Regions from separate parts of the Homo sapiens genome. Here region 2 is linked to region 1. Evidence: chromatin contacts called from ENCODE Hi-C data. All regions are on one chromosome and are shown on one strand. Each heading gives the region's core, a stretch centred on a gene start or an enhancer-like site at or near the end of the contact. The rest is flanking DNA. Distances are from core to core; before and after follow the strand shown.

Region 1 (3,208 bases), core at 663-3,162:
ATATCTTCATTGGACATCTCCAATGTTACCTAGGGAAGTGATACTGCAACAAAAAATACTTCTCATTGATAGGAACAGAACCAGTTATGATTCTTGAAGCCTTAATATTATTGAGGCAAGCAGTCTTTAAACAGCTACTTTCTGTTGTCAGTCTGCTATTGATGGCTTACTAGACTTTGAAAGTTTTACATAGATGATCTCTTTTTTTCTTTTTTGCCTTTTAATAGTTGAGACAGGGTCTCACTTTGTTGCCCGGGCTGGAGTGCAGTGACATAATCATAGCTCACTGCAGCCTCTACCTGTCCAGCTCAAGCAATCCTCCCACCTCAGCCTCCTGAGTAGCTGGGATTACAGAAATTTGCCACAAATCCAGGCTAATTTTAAATTTTTTTTTGTAGAGATGAGGTCCCCGTATGTTGCCCAGGCTGGTCTTGAACTCCTGGCCACAAGCAATCCTTCTAGCTCAGCCTCCCAAAAGTGCTGAGATTATGGGTATGAGCCCCTGCGCCCAGCCCATAATCTCTTTTAAATGCCCAGTACAACCCTATGAGCTTCCTGATAAAATTTTCCAATTCACTTACTTTGTATCCTTTTTTGTTACCCAGTTCTTTTTCCAACTATTACCATGTCAAATTTCAAGATGAAGAAACAGGTTCATATACCTCAACCAGTAAGTCGCAGAAAGGGGATTTGAACTGGTATCTGTCTAACTACAAAACTTACAGAGGTTTCAGTGAAACTCAATACCCCATAACATGAAATCATGCTGTGATGAGGGAAATGCAGCTTTTCCTTATGATGCCTGAGAACTGATGATGCTTTTTTATGTACACACTGTACACTGATTTCATAAAACACTTTAACCTGGAAGATATGAGTGACTCCCTTTACATTTTTTTTTTTTTTTTTTTTTTTTTTTTTGGAGACGGAGTTTTGCTCTGTCTCCCAGGCTGGAGCGCAGTGGTGCGATCTCGGTTTACCACAATCTCCGCCTCCCGGTTTCAAGCTATTCTCCTGCCTCAGCCTCCTGAATAGCTGGGATTACAGGTGCGAACCACTGCGCCCAGCCAACTTTTGCATTTTATTTATTTATTTTTTTTAGTAGAGGCAGGGTTTCGCAATGTTGGCCAGGCTGGTCTTGAACTCCTGAGCTCAGGTGATCTGCCCTCCTTGGCCTCACAAAGTGCTGGGATTACAGGCATGAGCCATCACGACCAGCCTACATTCTGAAAAAATGACCTCTTGAGAGGCTGGGTGTGGTGGTTAATGCTGTAATCCCAGCACTTTGGGAGGCTGAGGTGGGTGGGTTGCTTGAGCCTAGCAGTTTTGGACTAGCCAGGAGAACATAGTGAGACATTGTCTCTAAAAAAAATTTTTTTTAATTAGCTGGCATGGTGGTGGCATGCATCTGTGGTCCCAGTTGTTCAGGGGGCTAAGGCAGGATTGCTTGAGCCCAGGAGTTCTAGGGTGCGGTGAGCTATGATCATGGGACCGCACTCTAGTCTGGGCTGCGGAGTAAGACGTTGTCTCTAAAGAAAGAGAAAAAAGACCTCTTCAGGCCACAGAGAGCAAAGTAAAGCATCTGAAATACATTTACCTTTTTTTCCTTTAGTGAGGAAAAACATTAACAAACATTTTAAATGTAACTGGGAAAGAACATTTAAGAAATTCATGCCCCTCTCTTGTATTCCAGCTTTCTTCTAGTTGGGTTCTGCATATGATTGTGTTATTAGGGACTATGCCTTTAAAAATGAAAAAATAAAAATAAAAAGGCCATGGTTAGCCTGTGAGCACATTTTTTTATTCTGGCTCTGGCCACAAGAACCAAGTTTGACTAGGCTCTGTATCAAAATAAAATCCAGAGAGGCATTCCTAAACTTGGACCTTTTGTCCACACTCACTTCCTGTTGACCGAGTGACATCCCTTCAGCTGGCCCTCCATCAAGCTGTTTGCACAGAATAGGGAGCAGTGTTTTCAAGGGCAGCAAATCTTGCAGCTTATTAAAAGTAGCATGGTATGCAACTCAGATGCCAGTTCTCTTTCCTTTTTGGGTTTCCTTGAGTCCAAAGGTCAATAGGAACACAGAAAAGCTCAGTGTATTGGTTTGTAATTCCACTCCCACTATGGCTCAATAGTACAATATATTCAGATCCTTGTCTCATTGAGTTCTTCAATCTTCAATCTTTGTTCCCTAAACACAGGCTTGTGTGAACATGCTATTAGCTAGCAGGGTTCAATTTCAGTATTAGGGGTTACATTCAGTTTCAAGCTCCTCACAGTTGTCTACACTGGGTATGAATCTGGAACTGCTGCCAATTTTCTTTGAGGGCATTTTAGTATCATTATCTCAGTGCTTATGCTATTATCTCTGAAGTGTTGTTTTCCAGCGATTTTCTGCCTCTAAAAAGACAGGATGGTTTAGCCATTTTATCAATGAAATTTAAGCATGTAGTGTCGCTGACTCTTGTGATTTCCTTCACTTCTTTTGTTCTACTACCTACCTGAGGAAATACTTTAATATTTCCAGTGAGAAGGCACCTTAAGGGAGTCTCTAACCGCTCAAAATGTGGTCTATAGAGGGACAGCCTGGGCATCATCTGGGAGCTTGTTGAAAATGCTCAATCTTAGGCTCCAGCCCATAAGTGCTGATGTAGATCTGAATTTTAATAAGATCCCTTCTTGTTTCACGAGCAAGGTAAAGTTTGAGAAGCAGGGGTCGGGCGCGGTGGCTCACGCCTGTAATCCCAGCACTTTGGGAGGCCGAGGCAGGTGGATCACGAGGTCAGGAGATCGAGAACATCCTGGCTAACACGGTGAAACCCCGTCTCTACTAAAAAATACAAAAAATTAGCCGGGCGTGGTGGTGGGTGCCTGTAGTCCCAGCTACTCAGGAGGCTGAGGCAGGAGAATGGCGTGAACCCGGGAGGCAGAGCTTTCAGTGAGCCGAGATCGCGCCACTGCACTCCAGCCTGGACGACAGAGCGAGACTCCATCTCAAAAAAAAAAAAAAAAAAAAAAAAAAAAAAAAAAAAAAAAAAAAAAAGTTTGAGAAGCAGTGATCTGGCCCACATCTGGTCTTCTAAGCAATTCTGAGAGGGATTTTAGAGCCTCTTTTTAATACTCCCAATAATAGAGATGCCACTGGTGTAAAATTTGCTGGACAGCTAAACTCTGCCTACTTATAATTTCTACACTTAGTCTTTATTT
Region 2 (3,216 bases), core at 584-3,083, 230 kb after region 1:
ATAATATAGATTTTCTATATATTGCACACCCAGTTTCCCCCATTAACAACACCTTAAATTACCATGGCACATTTGTCAAAATTAAGAAACTGACATTGGTATATTACTATTAACTAAACTCCAGACTCTATTTGGATTTTGCCAACTTTTTTATTAACATTTTCTTTCTGTTCCAGGATCCAATCCAGTTACTATATTGTGTTTAGCTGTCCTGTCTCATCAGCCTGCTCTGATCTGCGATAATTTCTTAGACTTTGTTTGTTGGAGTAGTACTGGCCAGGTATTCTGAATGTCTCTAGATCTGAGTTTGTCAGCTGTTTTTCTCATGATAAGACCCCTAGTTTTCATGGGTTTTGGGAGAGAATACCACAGAGGTGAAACACCCTTGACATCTCATATCAGGTTATATTCCATTTTTGAAAACAACTTCTTGAAGTAATAGTGGCTGGGTAGAGTGGAGCTAGCAGGACCCATCCTACTCTTGAACAGATTGAAGTACATCAGTCAGTAGAGAAAATCAGGAGGGATGACATGAGGCCAGCAATGGAGCTGCATCTCTTGCAAATAAATAGTCTCAATTCAAAGTCATGAGACAACAGTTCTATTCCAGGCTCATCCACTAACTAGTTTTTAGGGAAGCCAATCACAGTCTTCTAGTGTTACTTTCTTCATCTGTACAATATAGAAGTTGATATCTGAGTCTTGAAATTATGTGACTCTCAAACTCTGGAATGTGTTTTCATTAGTCAAATATTGTCATCCACAGTTTCATTTCCTAAGAGGAATGTGTTGTAATGCTGAGCAAGATACCCTCAAAATTTCTGGTTTCTACAAAAGGGCATGTAAGGGAGGCCTCTCTGCTTCACTGTTTGGTACTTAAGACACTTGTATCCTAAGAATGTCAGGTGCCTGGCAGGAAGAAAACAAATTGCAAAAACTGAGAAGAAAATTCATCGCATTCATTCATCTTTGTTTCTGGAACTCACTATTTTATTCCTTCCGTTACAATGGATTAAGAAGGAAATGACATAATTTGTTTTTGAAATGTCAGAAGCAGTGCAGAGTTTAGTACTTTAAAAAATAGTTTAATGTTGACCCTGTGCATACGTAAATCTTACCAGAAATGAGGATGACTGGCTTACAACGTTAGATACTCTAAGTTGCCAATAATTTGTACAGAGCCTGTGATTGCAAAACCACAAACATTTCACAATACTGGAAACCTCTAATTAACCATAATAAATGACAGGATGGGTTTGTTTTAAATACATGGTTAATAATGCTTACTGCTTTAAGACCATAAACTGTGTGATTCTCTATGGAGGTGACAGAGGTAGGCTGCAAATGGTTTTGCAAAGTACGTTTCTACCTCTGCATGTTAAGTCTGACCCAGAACATTCTACTAATATTGGATCAGCCTCTCATCTGACGTAATTTGCCTGTGGGAATTGTATCGGCTGTTAAACTAGCTCCTCTTAGTAGCTGTTTGAAAAAAAAAAGGAAGAAGAAGCACAATTCTGTGGTGTGTTTCAAATAACTGAAGCCAGTGTCCTAGGTACTGAGACAAGAAAGAATGTCAAACAGGACCTTTAATGTGTATTTATATTTAAACATCAGACCTAACAGAAAACCCTGAAGCTTTATACAATGATTAGAGCCTTGTAAGATCCTAATTAATGTATTGTCAGGTGAATGGTTGGCCTGGCACTCAAGCTGTTCTGAGGGACGCAAGGGGTTTCAGGTACCGCCTAGGAAGAATAGATGCAGTTGTAGTGATTCAGTGGCCCATCTGAAAGGGACATATAAAGGCAGCTGTGTCTGGTGTGCTGTCTTTTCAGACTCACTTGATAATGCTAGTGTCAGTTTCAACTGAAGCGTGTGCCAGATTCCAGACAGCTTGAGCTGGCATTTCAGAGAGGTTAATTGTGAAACTTGAGAAGAAAATGGGCACATTCTTCCTAAGATGGCTATTCAAATATAGTCTCTTTCCTCCCCCCCCAGAGCTTTCTGGGTCTCAGTCTCACTTTTGTTCTGCTTCCACGTAAAATGCATGAGGAACACTGAGCCTTTTCCCCTTGGCAGCTCCTATATTGCCATCTTTGCTGGGACTGCTTTGCCTTGTTAAAATGTGCCCCGTGTATTAAAATGGAATTGTCACTGCTGGGTGGTGCAGCGTAACATGGTTTGACACTAAGCGCCGGCAGCTACAGAAAACAGACTTTTATTGCATTTATTCTTTCAGAGACGGGAGTCTCTAAAGGCTCACAGCAGACATTCACTTAGTTAAATCTGAATGAACCCAAAGTGAACAATCTACTCTGCTGTCTTTGTGTTCATAGAAACAGCCCCCATCCAGCTTGATATGGCTGTAAAACAGTGTTAAGAAAAGATGATCACACTTAGAATGCAGAAGGGAGGACTTGAGGCTTTCAAACAGAACAAAAATATTTTAAGTGGGTGGAGTGGGTTAGCCACTTGATTTTCTTTTTTAGCTTCCTCTCTATTCCCTAAAATGTATTATGTAGAATAAACACACACACACACACATACACACACACACCCCTACACACACACACACACCCCTAGTATTAGTCTTCATTTATAATTCCATGCCATTTTAAGACAAAGGATTTGATTTGTAGGACTCTTGCAAGCAAGCTTTAGATTCTTAACTGCCTTTTATCCAGATGAGTACCCAGAGAGAGATTGAACAGGGAGGGGGCTCTGAGGCATAAACTTTGCATTTTGTAGCTCTCCTGGAATAAAAATTCCATAAAGTAACATCTGTAGTAATTAAGGGCTTACATTTCCTCTCCCATTCATGTCTCTGCTAGGAGAGAAGGTTATTTTCCCAAAGAGACAATAGTGGATCCTGTGGGAAGAGAGAAAGAACAGAGTTAGAATTCTTTTCTTCCTGGAAATGGAAATTTTCTACTTAAAAAAAAAAAAAGATAAAAAAATTGAAAGACTTACAGTAAAAGGTTCCACTGGAAAGGAAACTTGAAAGAGTTAGGAAAATTGTACTTAGCTGTTCCTAAATATTTAGAATGAGGAAAGATTCCGCTTGCCTTTCTTATCCAAACATCTTCTGATATAGGGGAACTTGTGAGTGAGTAGTAAACAAAATGCTGTTTTTGTTTTTATTTTTATCTATTAAAATTGCATAAAGAGTTTTCTTTTTATTTGGACATCAAATTGATTCATTCTGAAGACTTT

The links. A loop is a pair of places that touch in the nucleus more often than their neighbours do. Pooled maps may share reads with other maps.
Region 2: a map of endothelial cell of umbilical vein shows a loop between it and region 1 (8-fold over the local background). The contact joins two enhancer-like sites. A Hi-C loop is called at or near these places in 27 of 168 maps with a recorded cell type or tissue (Calu3, PC-3, Right ventricle myocardium inferior and 15 more) and 24 of 50 pooled maps.

The regions. Positions count from the first base shown.
Region 1 is chr3:29,523,524-29,526,731 of GRCh38, forward strand. All of the region lies in intron 3 of RBMS3 (RNA binding motif single stranded interacting protein 3), which reads left to right. Among named protein-coding and RNA genes, the nearest start is that of RBMS3-AS2, 120 kb to the right of the region's middle. Within about 2 kb of position 1,913, at least 14 of the 41 ENCODE cell types and tissues checked have a DNase peak (open chromatin) inside an H3K27ac peak, as active enhancers do; they include ascending aorta, endothelial cell of umbilical vein, gastrocnemius medialis and 2 more, where a contact is called at or near this core.
Region 2 is chr3:29,757,723-29,760,938 of GRCh38, forward strand. All of the region lies in intron 5 of RBMS3 (RNA binding motif single stranded interacting protein 3), which reads left to right. Among named protein-coding and RNA genes, the nearest start is that of RBMS3-AS2, 120 kb to the left of the region's middle. Within about 2 kb of position 1,834, at least 12 of the 41 ENCODE cell types and tissues checked have a DNase peak (open chromatin) inside an H3K27ac peak, as active enhancers do; they include ascending aorta, endothelial cell of umbilical vein, gastrocnemius medialis and 2 more, where a contact is called at or near this core.